Linked DNA regions of Homo sapiens: region 2 is linked to region 1. Evidence: read pairs that join two places in POLR2A ChIA-PET (ENCODE). Cell type or tissue: Panc1. All regions are shown on one strand.

What was found. ChIA-PET counts read pairs that join two places held together with the same protein. Peaks named below come from ENCODE experiments on the same cell type or tissue, not always from the same donor. Only the 100,000 strongest peaks of a DNase experiment are listed, where the experiment ranks them.
Region 2: POLR2A ChIA-PET joins it to region 1 with 10 read pairs; 5 of 35 experiments call an interaction of 5 or more read pairs at or near these places.

What each region holds. Positions count from the first base shown.
Region 1 is chr3:158,123,207-158,131,206 of GRCh38, reverse strand. It overlaps RSRC1 (arginine and serine rich coiled-coil 1), which reads right to left. Exons shown (of 10, transcript NM_001271838.2): 3 at 7,216-7,341. Among named protein-coding and RNA genes, the nearest start is that of RSRC1, 17 kb to the right of the region's middle. In Panc1, no CTCF peak of the experiment used is centred here; no DNase peak of the experiment used is centred here.
Region 2 is chr3:158,655,790-158,663,789 of GRCh38, reverse strand. It overlaps GFM1 (G elongation factor mitochondrial 1), which reads right to left. Exons shown (of 18, transcript NM_024996.7): 9 at 4,731-4,868; 10 at 2,815-2,916; 11 at 1,106-1,162. Among named protein-coding and RNA genes, the nearest start is that of LXN, 13 kb to the left of the region's middle. In Panc1, CTCF peaks have their summits at 3,648 and 3,934 (motif pointing left); a DNase peak (open chromatin) is centred at 3,889; H3K27ac peaks cover 4,209 bases.

The DNA of each region.
Region 1 (8,000 bases):
AGTTAATATATATTTAAAAGCACATGTACCCTAGAACTTAAAGTATAATAAAAATATATATATAAACAAAAAATTATTAAAGACAAAAATAAAAAAATTTAAAAAATTAACGCCAAAGACTGAATACTTTCCTCCTAAGATAGGAAAAAAGGCAAGTTTGCCCACGTTCATCACTTTTCTTCAGCATAGAAGTAGATCCTAGACACTGCAATGAGCCGAGAAAACTACAGAAATAGCAAACAATTCTAAAAAGATGTAAAACTCAGTTTTCAGGTAATTAATTGTTTTCATGGAAAATCTTAAGCTATCTTCAGAATATCTGCTAGAGCTAATAAGAGTGGAAAGGTTACAGGATACAAACTAAACATACAAAAATATGTAAAATATAAAAGGTACAAAACATATACAACATGTACAAAATTACTTATATTTCTACATACACTAATCCAAAAATCCAAAATACTCCAAACTCTGAAACTTTCTGAGTGCCAGAATGATGCCACAAGTGGAAAATCCCATATCTGAGACCTTTGCTTTCTGATGGTTTAATATACACAAACTTTGTTTCATACACAAAATAATTTAAAATACTACTTAAAATTATTCAGGCTACATGTATAAGGTATACATGAAACATAAATTTTGTGTTTAGACTTGGGTGTTATCCCCAAGATATCTCATTATGTATATGTAAATATTACAAAATCTGAAAAAATCCAAAATCCAAAACACTTTAGGTCCCAAGTATTTCAGATAAGGAATATTCAACCTGTACTCAACAAATAAATGGAAAATAAAATGTTAAAATAATTCCATTTTCAATAGTGTCAAAAAGTGTGGAAATAAATTTAACAAAATATGTATGCTATAGACTGAATGTTTGTGTCCTCAAAAATTCATATGCTGAAACCCTAATGACCAATGTGATAGTATCTGAAGATGGGTCTGGTGGGAGGTAATTAGGTCATGAGAGTGGAGCCCTCATGACAGGATTCATGGCCTTCTAAGAAGAGACAAGAGAGAATTTGCTTCCTCTCTATGATCTCCAAAATGTAACATGGGACACAAGAAGAAGACAGCCATCTGTCAACCTAAAAGAGGGCCCTCACCAGAACTAGACCATGCTGTCACCCTGATCTCTAACCTCCCAGGCACCAGAACTGTAAGAAATGTATTTATGTTGTTTAAGTCACACAGTATCTTGTCACAGCTGCCCTAACTGTGTAAAACCACTATAATGAAAACTACATAACATTGTTTGGAGAAACTAAAGAAAAGCAAAATAAATGGAGAGATACAACATGTTCATAAAATAAAACATTCTATGATGTCAATACTCCTATTCTACTGATTCAATAAACATCCAATCAAAGTCCCAGCAAGCTTTTGACAAAATTGTCAAGTTGATTCTAAAATTTATATGAAAATGTAAACAATAACACCTAACTTTAAGACTTACTATAGAACCAAAGTAATCAAAATTGTCTAAGACTAGTATAAAAACAGACAAAGGAATGGAACCAAATAAACAATCCAGAAATAGAGTCACATTCGTATAGTTAGCTGGTTTTCGACAGAGGTACCAAGACTACTCAGTAAGAAAATAGGGCTAGACTGGCCAGGCGCGGTGGCTTATGCTTGTAATCCCAGCACTCTGGGAGGCCAAGGCGGGCGGATCACTTGAGGTCAGGAGTTCAAGACCAGCCTGGCCAACATGGTGAAACCCCATCTCTCCAAAAATTACAAAAATTAGCTGGACGTGGTGGTGGGCACCTGTAATCCCAGCTACCCGGGAGGCTGAGGCACGAGAATCACTTGAACCCAGGAGGCAGAGGTTGCAGTGAGATGAGAATTGCGTCACTATACTCTAGTCTCGGCAATAGAGACTCAGTCTCAAAAAAAAAAAAAAAAAAAAAAAGAAAGAAAGAAATGTTCCTAGATCTCCGTATGAAGAAAATAATTGAACCTAACCCCCTATCTCATATGATACACAAAAATTAATTTGAATCATCAGGCAAACCCCAAAGTAACTGCTACAGAAAAAAACCACTGAGAGATGCTAAAGTTAGTAAGTGAAAGGTTGAGGAGATGCGCAGAATACTTATAGTTAGAAAATATCTCTCCCAAGATATCTATCAACTACAAAAGGAAAGATAGTAACTTCACAGGCGAAACCTGGCACCTTAACTACACGATCAAGGTTAACACCACTATGACATAGCAGTATCACAGACCCCTTGATATGATGCAATAAAAAGTACACAATGTCATTTCTCTCGTATTCTTGCCAAAAATGCATAGCTCACTCTAATCACGAGAAAACATCACACAAACTCAGGCTGAGGGGCAATCTACAAAATAAACACCATTATTCCTCAAAAGTGCCAAAGTCATGAAAGACAAGCACAGACTCATCTTTGGATGAGGAACTCTCGTAGACTGGAGGAGACTAAGAAGAGATTAACAACTAAATGCAATATAGAATCCTGGATTGGATCCTGGAGCAGAAAAAGAACGTTATGAGAAAACTGATAAGATTTATAATCTAGTTACTAGAACTGTATCAATGTTAATGTCCTGCTTTCGATTACTGTACCAGGTGAGGTGATATGAGGGGTATAAGGAAATTCTGTATTATTTTTTACAGCTTTTCTGTTAGTCTAAAATTAGTTTAAAATAAAGGTTAGAAAGAGCCTGTAAGAAACAAAAAAAGTTAACTTGAGAATGATGATGGCAAGATGGCAGTATAGGAAATCCCAGCCCTCATTCCCCCAAGAAAGACACTGATAAAACAATATACAAACCAAAATACCTATATGGAACTTCAAAAAACAGTTAAGAAGTTGCAGTACTCCGGGCAAGCGCAAAGCCAAGTACAACCTCACTGAAATAATTAAGAACCATTTTACTTTACCTGTCCCTAAGGCCAGCAAATCTCCATTCAGCTCATGGCTTTTAGGGTAACGGACTGGGGAAAAGAGAAGCATGGAATGTAAGTCCAACATTCTGACTTTTCTGAGGGCCACCCAAGGGATGGGTTTCTGTCTTGCCTGGAGCACTAATGGAAACAGCACAGGTTAGATTTCTGGGTGCCAACAAAAGCAAAAGAGAACAGAAACAGATTGCTATGGCACCAGAGGGCCAGCAGTACCAAAGACAGAGACTGGGATGACTCAGCACCATTGAGAAAAGACATCCAACTTGTTTCTTCGTCAGAAGTGAGAGAGAAGAGTGAAGTACATGCTTCAAATATTCCAGCATTTTGGAGAGGTGCCAGAGGGAATGATATCTCTCACCTGCTAAATGGTGCTGATGAGGAAGCTGGCATATATTGAAAAAAGCTGGTTGGTGAAGGACTTTCCCCATAAGAAGCCAGTCCATAAAGACTAGGAAAGGCAGCTGTTTTTTAAAATTGCATAAAAACTCAGCCAAAAAAAAAAAAAAAAAAAACCACAAAGCAGTCAAAGAAAGAAGGAAACCTAGCCCAATCAAAGGAACCAAATAAATTGCCAGAAACCACCTCAAAGAAACTGAGATCTGTAAATTACCTGACAAAGAAATAAAAACAGTTGTCTTAAAGCTCAATGATCCAAAAAAGAACACAGATGCACAACTAAATGAAGTCAAGAGAACAAAGTATAAACAAAATCAAGACTATCAACAAAGAGAAATTACATAAAAAAAAAGCAAAAATGCTAATGCCAAAGAATACAATAGCTGAATTGAAAAATTCACTAGAGAGGTTCAGTAGCAAACGCAGTCAAGCAGAAGAATAAAATCAGAAAACACAAAGAAAGGTCAATTCAAAATTATTGAGTCAGGGAAGCAAACAAGAAAAAGAATAAAGAAAAGTGAAGGAAGCCTAAGGGACTATAAGACATCATTAAACAGACCAATATACGTATTATGGAGTTATAGAAGAAGATAGAGAAAGAAACAGAGAGTTTACTGTGGAGTTAAGAAGAAGAAACAGAAATGAACAGAGAGCTTATTTGAAGACATAATGGCTAAAAAATTCCCAAATCTGAGAAAACAAATAGGCACCCAAATTTAAGAAGTTCAAAAGACTTCATCCTTTCACTTCAAGAGTGAAGTAAAAGAGGCCCACATAGACACATTATAATCTAATTAACAAAAGTTAAAGGCAAAGAGAGAATCTTGAAAGCAGCAAGAGAAAAGTAAATCGTCATACACAAGGGAGCTTTCATAAGATTTCAGCAATTTTGCAGAGGAAACATTACAAGCCAGAAAGGAATCAGGTGATATATTCAAAGTGCTGAAAGCAAAAAACAAAAACAAAAACAAAAACAAAAACAAAAACAAAAACAAAAAAAACCCTGTCAATCAAGAACACTATATCAAGCAAAATTGTTCTACAAGAACAAAAGACAAATCAAATCTTTCCCAGATAAACAAAAGCTAAGGGAGTTCTTCACTACCAGACCTGCCTTACAAGAAATACTAAGAGGAGTCCTGCAAGTGGAAATGAAATGACACTAGACAGCAACACAAAAGTACATGAAAACATAAAGCTCACTGGTAAAGGTAAATATATACACAAGTACAGAGTACACTAACACTGTAATGGTGGTATGTAAAACATTTTTAATTCAGATATAGAATTGAAAAGATGACAGTATAAAAAATAACTAACTATAAGCTATATTAATGGATACAATAAGATGTAAACTGTGATATCAATAACATAAAATAGAAGTGGAGAAACATACAAGAGCAGTATTTTTGTATAAAGTCAAAGGTTATTACCAACTTAAAAGACAATGTTTTGTGTAAGCCTCATGGCAACCACAAAGAAAATACCTATAGAACATATACAAAATAAAATCAGAAAAAAAATCATAGCATGTCAATACAAAAATCAACAAAACAAAAAGGAAGGCAGCAGGAGACATGAGAGACAAAATAGCTATAAGGCAGAAAACAATCAACAAAATGGCAACAGTAAGTCCTTCCCCATCAGTAATTATTGTAAATGTAACTGGATTAAACTCCCCAAACAAAACACACAAAAGTAGCTGAATGAATTTTTCAAAACACACACTCATACACACAAAATACAATTACAGTATATGCTGTTTACAAAAGATGTGCCTTAGATGTAAAGACACACATATACTGAAAAAGATGAAAAAGATAATCCATACAAATGGTACAAAAAAAGAGCAGAAGTGGCCATACTTACACAAGACAAAATAGACTTTAAGTCAAAGACTGTCACAAGAAAAAAAGAAAATTATATAATGATAAATGGGTCATTATTCTGGAATATATAACAATTATATATATATGCACCTAACACCAGAGCACTCAAATATATAAAGTAAACATTGCCAGAATGGAAGGGAGAAGTATTTAGTAACATAGTAATAGTAGGGTATTTCAATAATCCACTTTCAATAATGGACAGAAAAATAAGACATAAGAGGACCTGAACAACACTACAGATGAATTAGACCTAACATAAATACACAGAACACTCCACACAACAGCAGCAAAATATGCATTCTTCTCAAGTGTACATGGAACATTCTCCACGACAGATTTCATGTTAGGCCACAAAACAAGTCTTAACAAATTTAATAAGACCGAAATCATAGCAAGTATCTTTTCGAAACACAAAGAAATGAAACTAGACATCAATAGCAGTAGAAAAATCAGAAAATCCACAAATATGTAGAAATTAAACTACACACTCTTGAACAACCAAATACACCAAAGAAGAAATCATAAGAGAAATTAGAAAATACCTTTAAACAAATGAAAACACAAACACACATAGTAAAACTTAAGAGAAACAGCAAAAGCAATACTGAAAGGAAAGTTTTAGCATGAACACCTACATTTAAGAAAAAAAGAAAAGTCTCATATCATACTTAATACTTCAAGGAACTAAATAAAGAACAAATTAAACCAAAAATTATCCAAAGAAAGAAAATAAAAATGATTAGAGAAAAAAATAAATAAAATAGAGAACAGAAAGACTTTAGAAAAAAATCAACAAAACTAAGAGTTTTTTGAAAAACAACAACAAAATTAACAAGTACTTAGTTAGATTAAGAAAAAATGAGGCCGGGCAAGGTAGATCATACCTATAATGCCAGCACTTTGGAAGGATAAGGTGGGAGGACCAGTTGACACCAGGAGTTGGAGACTAGCCTGGGCAATATGGTAAGACTGATTTCTACAAAACATATTTTAAAAAGTCAGCCAGGCCTGGTGGTGTATGCTTGTATTTCTAGCCACTTAGGAGACTGAGGTGAGAAGATCATTGAGCCCAGGAGTTTGAGGCTGCAGTGAGCTGACTGCACCAATACACCCAAGCCTAGGTGACAGAGCAACACCTCACCTCCAAAAAAAAAAAAAAAGAAAGAAAGAAAAAGAAAAAATACCAGAAGCGTAATAACTAAAATCAGAAATGAAACAGCAGACATTACAGTTGATGCCACAAACATTGAAAGGATTATAAAAGACTACTAAGAATGCTAATAAACTGGATAACCTAGAAAAAGTGGATAAATTCCTAGAAACATACCACCTACCAAGACTGAATCATGAAGGAAGAGAAAATCTTAACAGACGTATAACTAACAAGGAGATTGAATCAGTAAGCAAAAACCTTCTAACAAAGAAAAGCCCAGGAGCAGATAGCTTCACTGCAGAATTCCACCAAACATTTAAAAAGAAATTAATGTCAATCCTTTTCAAAATCTTCCAAAAAAACTGAAAAGGAGGGAGTACTTCCAAACTCATTTTATCAGGCCAGCATTACTCTGATACCAATGCCAGACAAATATATTACAAGAAAACTGCAAGCCATAAGTCCCTGATGAATACTGACGCAAAAATCCTTAACAAAATACTAGTAAACTCATGTCTGGGGAACGCACGTGCTACCACCACCGGGCTGAAAAAAAGAAACCCAATCTAGCCTACTGGACAATGAGAAGCCACGTACACCCCGGCCAATAGCCAGAACCAAATGCAAGATATATGAGTGAGGCCACATTAGACCATCCAGTTCCAATCAAGCTATCAGATGACTAACTGCATGAATGACCCCAGGTGAGAAAAAAATAAGTGCCAGCTAAGCTCAATCAAAATTATATAATTATAAGAAAATAAATGATTGTTGCTTTACATCGCTGAATTTGGGAATAATTTGTTACAAAGCAATAAATACTTAATAAGGCATACCTTCTTGTTCTGCTTTTTGACCTAGACCTCTGAACTCTATAGGATTTCCCTCGACCCCTTGAACGACTTCGACTTCGTTTCCTTCTGGAGCCATAAGAAGAGCTACTGCTTGATCGATGCCTGCGTCTGAAATAAAATATAATCAAAGATCACTGCTATAAAAATTTTTATTATGAGCATTAAGGAAAAACCTTCTAGATTCTAAAGAATCATCTGATTTTTACTGTCTCACTGTTTCCTGGAAGCAAACAGAGATAAATTAAAATGTTATTTCTCTTGAACAGTCATATGACTGGTTCATAACTTAGTGATTGGATCAGTACTAATTAAGGTATTAAGGGTCTTAGAATCTTTCCAAATATCATCAGATTATATGGTATGAAAACTAAACCAAGGCCAGGCTCAGTAGCTCATGCCTGTAATCCCAACATGTTGGGAGGCCGAGGCAGGAGGATCGCTTGAGGCCAAGAATTCGATACCAGCTTGGGCAACACAGCAAGGCCAAGTCTCCACAAAAAATAAAAATAAAAAAACTTAGCTAGGCATGGTGGCACATGCCTCTAGTACTAGCTATTCAGGAAGCTGAGGTGGGAGGATCCCTTGAGTCCAAAAGATATGACTGCACCGCTGCACTCCCGCCTGAGTGACAGAGCAAGATCTTGTCTCTAAAAAAATTTAAAATTAAGGCCAGGCACGGTGGCTCACGCCTGTAATCCCAACATTTTGGGAGGCTGAGGAGGGCAGATCACCTGAGGTCAGGAGTTCAAGACCAGCCTGACCAACAT
Region 2 (8,000 bases), 530 kb before region 1:
TTGATTTCCCTCCTTATTGTAAATTATCAACAGTTAAATGCCTTAAATAAACTCTGAATTTAGGAATGAAGAAGCATAATACATAAGCATAAGTTCTAACCTTGCATACTTCCAAAGAGAAAAGCAAGCAATTTTAACAATGTACTTGGAATAAACTATGGCATCCTACTGAGGTTAAGATGTAAGGTTCACCTTTCCTCAAATTCCTGAGAAAATGGAGAAATTTAATATTTCCTGCCACCTCAATTTTCTCTTTTCTATATTGAGAAAAGGTCTGGAAAATCCCAAGGTTCCTCAAAATAGATGTAGTAGTAGCAGCTGTTAGTGATATTATCACACGTGACAATTCATCAGAGTATGTTTTGTAATAAGTTCTGTATAACAAATCATAAAAAGTTCACTCAATGTATGAATAAGTGAATTTCAATATACCACATTAACATGATTGTTATGAATGCCAAGGCAACTTAAGAACTAAAAAGTTATGGTTTGAGATCAGACTAATTCCCATGGCAAAGAATGAAAATGCAAAACCTAATCATGCAATTTTGGATTTATTAAAAGCTAAATTACATCAAACCCAATTATAAAACTATAAAGTATAAAATTATCTTAAAAAATATTTCAAAGTGGAAAAAAGTCTTATTTACAGGCTTTCCATGCAATACTCAGACATTTACCTCATAACTACCAGAAAACCTAGAGCTATTTTATAACCCATGAGTCAATTAATCAGTTCAACATTCTAAAGTACTTTATAGTGGGGTTTTACTACAACTTAGGAGAAGTGCCCGATTCCCCTTTTCCAATTGTGTATGATCTGAATCCGGGAAGTTACACTTAACACTCTGAAGCCAACAATATAGTAAAGAGTTATAAAGTACAGTCAGGTGAATATTTTAATACCATCCATTTCTTCAAATATACTGAGGAGTTATCATTAGAAACAGACTGGTAAATTTAAAAAGAAGATCTCAATACCAACAGAGGAAATAGAGACCATAAGACTGCTGGTTATTACAAGATATCAAGTGCATTGTAGAGATAGATGAAAAAGAGCTCAAGTTTTAATTGTGATATACTGAGCTTTAAATCAAACTCCTACCTTGTTAGAAGGCTTCATTGCTATTGAAATGACAGGATCAGGAACATGAATTGACTCCTAAAATATTTTTTAAAAGAAAACAGAAGAATTAAAAAACAGACCCATATGGGTCAGGGATAGATTAATTTTAATGTGCCACTTTACAACAGAACAAAGGATAAATAGTAGCCTATGTCTTTAGGCTAGACAACATATATCTTGATCTGTTTTGCATTAAATAAGTACATTAATACAACATATTAATAAATAAATAAAGCTATCTACTTATATAGGTTCCTCCTTCCCAAAATAAAATTAATGAATGTATTTATTGCCCTGTTTAACATAATCACTACAATTAATCCAAATACTGAGATGTGAAATTCTTATTGCTTGGTGGCTGTTGCAATCTTCTAAGTTATTTTATTTAATCAAAATATAATACAATTACTGATAAGGCAAACAGAGAAAGGGCACCAAATTCTTCATACCCATGACACCTCATTTAATGAATTACAACTCTGAGAAGCAGGTATTATCCCCATTTTACGAATGCAGTCACTAAAGGCTTGGAAATAAGGTAAAACAAATTGGCTAAGGGCCAGTAGGTAGTATAGGGCAAAGGTGAGACTCTAACCAAGGCCTGTTTGTTTCAATGCCTTGGTAAGCACTTCCCACAACTACCAATCACTTCATGTTGCTAATGACCAGTACTTAGAGAAGGCCTTATCAATAATACTTAGAAAACATTCCTTTTATCTAGATCTCAAACAAAAATTGTATAGATTTATGTTTTTTTTGTAGTGTCTTAAATCAACAGGTAATAATATACACATTAGAGGATACTACAGATAAAAAAACTAAACTATAAAATCATGAATTCATCATTAGATAGCAGGAAGTATTACAGTGCTATTCTGTTAGAGTTGGGTCAGTACTTATGTAAATGACCCACTGCAAATTACCTGTCACCCTATGTACTCATCATACTCTTTCTTTACTGAATTCATAAAAGAGATCACTCTCATAAACAGATGGTCATAATGTAAGAGAGTTTGCTCTCCTACAGAGGCAAAAAAGGTGAGTGAGTGAAGGGAATTCAAAGGCAGGAGCTACCTGTGCATGCTCTTCCCTCAGAATCCCTCAATGATAAAAAGGGACTTCTGAGTTCCAAAGGGCAGGCTATTTATATAAGTCAGACTCTGTAGTTGCATATTGCCTATTGCCTTCTGAGCCTGGTTATGTTCTGTTATCCCAAGTCTAGTCTAAATGTTACAGTCTGGTCTCAAAAGGGATTGAGGGAACAGTATACTTTCTGGCTACTGAGTTAATAAGGAAGTAGCACTCCACTGAAACTAGCTTGATGTTAGTGGTAACAATTAGAAATGCACCCCAAGTGTGGAAGCAGGTCTCAGGGTGGAGGAATCAGAGCCACACTGTCCAGGTACCATCTGGTGGAGATATTTCCTCCTTGCTAAACTTGGGAGGATTGTGGATCCTCCAAGTTTTCCTTTTTACTATGAAAAACCAGGTAAGTTAGCTTACAGAGCACTTGTCTAATTGACATTCAAAGAGCTATAACCAACATTCAAAGAGCCACAACTAACTTGATGACTGTGGTACTCAACGAAAACTTCTGTGGTTGTTTTTCTGAAGTATTAAATGCACTACATAAAAACACAGACTTTTAAAATTCTAGTGATAAGTAGCTTTGAAATTAAATGGCTTACCATAGAAAGGCCGCTGTTGGCTTTGTCTGTGAATGTGTCTCCACTAGCACAGTCAATGCCAAACAATGCACAGATGTCTCCGGCATATACTTCCTCAACATCCTAAAAAAACAAATAACACAAAATTATATTTGCAAGTAATACAAATAAAGATGTGGTAACTAAAAAGTAAACTGTACAGTACACACATTGTATATAAAAAAGCGTGGCAGAATCTCTCTGCTTGAATTCTATAGTGAATTAGCTAGAACCAATACAATAATCAACCATGCTAAGACGTATTTTTAAAAGGCCTTCATTTAAACCATATATCAATAGACAAGATTTTACTTTAAACAGAAAACTCATTACTTGAAGGAGCTGCAGTACTAACAACACAGTGCCTCAAGGTTCTAAAGTTATTTCTATGGAATTAAAAGGCATGTACTGGCGGGGCATGGTGTCTCATGCCTGTAATCACAGCACTTTGGGAGGCCGAGGCGAGTGGATCACCTGAGGTCAGGAGTTCAAGACCAGCCTGTCCAACATGGTGAAACCCTGTCTCTACTGAAAATACAAAAAATTAGCCAGGGATGGTGGTGGGTGCCTGTAATCCCAGCTACAAGGGAGGCTGAGGCAGCAGAGTCGCTTGAACCCAGGAGGCGGAGGTTGCAGTGAGCCGAGATCGCGCCACTGCACTCCAGCCTGGGAGACAAGAGCAAAACTCCATCTCAAAAAAAAAAAAAAAGGCATGTACTATATATGTTGCCGCAGTTAGACAATGAGATTGTGTATGACAGAGATCTACTCTGTCATACATACTCTTCCTTTACAGGAAACCTGTAAAGGAAGTTTTGAAAACAAAGGTAGGAGAATGGAGCCCACTGTACTAAAAATAATTTTAATTTCTCACAGATGCAAGCAGTCAAGAAAACACAGGAAATCTAAGAACAAAGCATTGGTGCCTCCAAGCTTCCTAGTTTTTGTCGTTTTACATTGACAGTTCATTCACAACAGCTGTGGCTGTGAGTAAGCATGTCTTTCTTTAATGGTGACACAGCTGTACAAATCTTCCAGCTTCTGGTCCATGAAACAGCTATGACAATCACTTAGCCTGCCCCCTGCTGCCTATCTCACAAAACAGCAACGCTGTCGGGTTTTCAGACTGACAATTCCTCTTCTAGAAGAAACAAAAGTTATGGCTACCAAAAAATTCGTTAAGATTTTGCTTCAACTGATAAATTTCTCCAGGAATATATAGATGGATTGGGAGAGGGTGGGGGTAGGGGACAAATTCAGGCACTCAGTATTCCTTCCAAGGCCTAACCATAAGGACTACAGAAGGCTACAGCAGATTCCAAGCCAGCTCAAGAATTCAAGGCGTAAGTCAAAGTTTATCTCCCAGATCAGCCCTTGAAGCTTTTAAATCTTCAGGTGGATTCTGGCCCCAATATGGTCCTGCAGTGGGTTCTACAACAGGAATAGAAGCTCTAGGGTTAAACAGGGCTTTTGTGCCTGCCGTATTTCAGAAGGTAAATAAAACAATGTGGAAAACTGTGTAAATTTATTATTCTCTTATCTTTAAGAATCACAGTTCCACAGTCTTAAATGCCTATTACATTTTTTGTAATAATAGTTCTTGAGGAAAGTGCTGAATCTTGTATTCTGAGTGTTGGGGAACTGTCTCTTTCCTTAACCTTGGCCCTTGAGAAAATATAGCTAATTCACAACTAGCGGTATTAAAAAAAATGAGTTAACAACTGCTAATTTATCCTATAGCAAAGTGCTAGATCAGAGCTACAACACATTTAAGTAGAAAGAAACTAGAAACATATATTTAACCAGAATTAATTTTCTAGTGGGGCTCAGGATACCAAGAAGGGTCTATTTCACCCACATCAGAGGAATTTCTAATCTCACAATGACTCTGTACTTGCCTCCATCATGTCGGCATGCATGCGAGCCAGCCGTTGCAACCGTACTTTCTTTCTTGTCCTTGTGTTATAGATGGTGTCACCCTTCTTTAGCTCTCCCTGATAACTGCGAACATAAGTTAATTGTCCAAATCGACCTACCTAGAAGTCAAGATTGGGTAAGGGCAGGAAGAATAAAAAGAAACATAATAATCAAAGTATTGAGGAAAGCTTCATAACTCCCTCCAAGTATTCTCTACCAATTTTAGTAATCTATCTTACATATTTCAGTTTATTGTCATAAACTAATACTAGCTTTGAACACAGATAAGATAAATGGCTGTTATTCATCAATCCTTTTGGTATCACAATCTAAGACATTTCTGTTTCCTTTGAAATAAGCTATTACATTAGAACAAAATTTTTAAGTTGTTTACATAATAAGGAAGTATCTTTTGCCTTCTAACATTTCATAAGTTTAATACAATAAGATATAAAACAAAAAAAAGGTATACTTGGAAAAACAACAAAGATACTATTAGAAACAGTAGGTGTGTGCTATACATCTAAAACACAATCTCTGACAATCACGTGGAAAATTATGTGAGTAAGAGTTCTGTGGCTGGGCTGGTCGCTCAGGCCTGTAATCCCAGCACTCTGGGAGGCAGAGGCGAGCGGATCACCTGAGGTCAGGAGTTCAAGACCAGCCTGGCCAACATGGCAAAACCCCACCTCTACTAAAAATACAAAAATCAGCCAGACGTGGTGGCACACCTATAATCCCAGCTACTCGGGAAGCTGAGGCAGGAAAATTGCTTAAACCCAGGAGGCGGAGGTTGCAGTGAGCCGAGATCGCACCACTGCACTCCAACCTGGGCAACAGAATAGGTGAGACTCTGTCTCAAAAAAAAAAAAAAAAAAAAAAAGAGTTCTGTGAAGTGATTGAATATACTAGCAGTGACCAATTAACATATATTTAACAGTTCCCAGTTCTTACCATGTTAATTATAGGCTTAACAAAATAGCAATCGAAATCCCAACAGGAAATTTTAAACATGATTAGTGATTTTAAAATTCATTCAGAGGAATAAATAGGTAAAAACAGAAATTTTTCAAAAACTATGGTAATAAGATAAAACTAACCCTGACAGATATAAAAACATATTAAAATGCTTGAAACTCAGAAAATTCAGAACCAGCACAAATTAGACTAAACACCCCACAGAGTACAGTATAAAAATCTAAAGTATAAAATATATTTGTCAATAGATGATAAAGAAACATGACAAATCAATGGAAAAGGAAGAAAGGATTGTGCATAAAGTACTAACTGGACAACTGATACTCTATTTGGAGGCAGAGGAGATACATTTAGATCCTACCCACTAAAACAAATTCCAGTTGAATTAATGATGGGGAAAGAAAAAAAACATAAAGAAGTAGAAGGAACGAAAGTAAATATTAACAAAATATATACAAATAAAAGGTTGCTAAGGTTAAAAATTAATGAATGACTAAACAGAAAGACTGACATATTCGACTATACAAACTTTAAAGCACTGATTGCTTTTAAAAATCAAAATTTATTTCATCAAGATAAAAGATTACAATAGAATTCTTCATTTGTTAAATCAGTAATGATTTTTAAACAATACTCAATGATGATATTCATTGAAATAATCCAATACATTAATTTGGAGAGTATGAACGCAATCTGGCAATATAAACCATTAACTATGAAAACATTCTATGCCTTTAACTCAATAATCACTATTCTGGGAATCCTAAGAAAATATTCTTATATATGTATTTTTAAAAGCTTTATGTGTAAATACTTTTACTGTAATGTTATTTCCACTTTTTAATTAAAAAAATTTTCCCCTCATTTTGGAGGTAATAAATATACTGTAAAATATTTTTAAAGTAAGAAAAAGCCCCCAAAATATAATCCCATCCCAGAAATAACCACTCTTAACACTTCCAACTTATCTACCATTTTTCCCCACTTAAAATATTATGTACAGAAGCAACAGCATTTCAACAAAAAGCCCATCCAGTCCCCAAATCTTGGTTTCTAATACCATTTTACTTAAAAAGGAACCAGTGCTCCTTGGAGAACGGCTGATTCTAGGGTTAGGGCATGGAATATACAAGATAAGCCTGAGGCGTCTTGTAGTGCCAGCAAGTAAGGAAGTATTCAAAAAGGCAAAACATTGGAAGATGTTAAAGGAACACAGGAGCCAACTGAGAGTTCCCAATCGCCAAACCCAGCCAATCTGAACAACAAATGACATACTCAAAGTCATAGTTATAACTCAAAGTTCAAAATACATATACGTGAGTCCACGCTGATATTAAATAAGTGATTGTCCAAATAGATAAATAAGCAGGGAAGAAAGACAAATCTCCCTTTCAGAAGAATTCCAAATAACTTATGTAGATAGTGCCCCCTTCAAGGGGGTGGAACATAATTCCCCCCTCAAGTGTTGGCTGAGCCAAGTGACTTCCTTCTAAAAAGTACACTATGAAAAGGGGAATAAAAAGAGTACAGTAACTTTACAGCAGAGAAACCTGTCAAACACTATCTCAGCCAGGTGTGGTGATTGAGGTTAGCATTAACAATGATAAATCAGCCGGGTGCGGTGGCTCATGCCTGTAATCCCAGCACTTTGGGAGGCCAAGACACTCGGATCACCTGAGGTCAGGAGTTCGAGACCGGCCTGACCAACAGGGAGAAACTATGTCTCTACTAAAAATACAAAATTAGCTGGGCGTGGTGGCGCATGCCTGTAATCCCAGCTACTTGGGAGGCTGAGGCAGGAGACTCGCTTGAACCTGGGAGGTGGAGGCTGCAGCGAGCCGAGATTGTGCCATTGCACTCCAGCCTGGGCAACAAGAGCGAAATCTCATCTCAAAAAAATAAAAATAAAAACAAAAAAAAACAAAAACAATGATAAATCATGCTGCAAGTCTGTACCTTGGATATGATGTGACAAGAATAACACTTCACCTCGATGGCAGTCCTCCTAAAAACACATGACTCCAATCTAATCATGTGAAAAGCATCAAATAATAAACCCAAATTGAGGGACACTCTACAAAAGAGCTGACCAATACTTCTCAAAAATATCAATCTCGTGAGAAACAAGGAAAGTCTAAGAAACTATTACAGCCTAGGAGATCATAAGGAGACATGACAATCAAATATAACGTGGTCCTCTGGATGGGCCTTCTGTGGTCCTTCTGTCTAGTGAGACGGAAAAAGGACCTAGACAAAAACTAAAGAAATTCAAA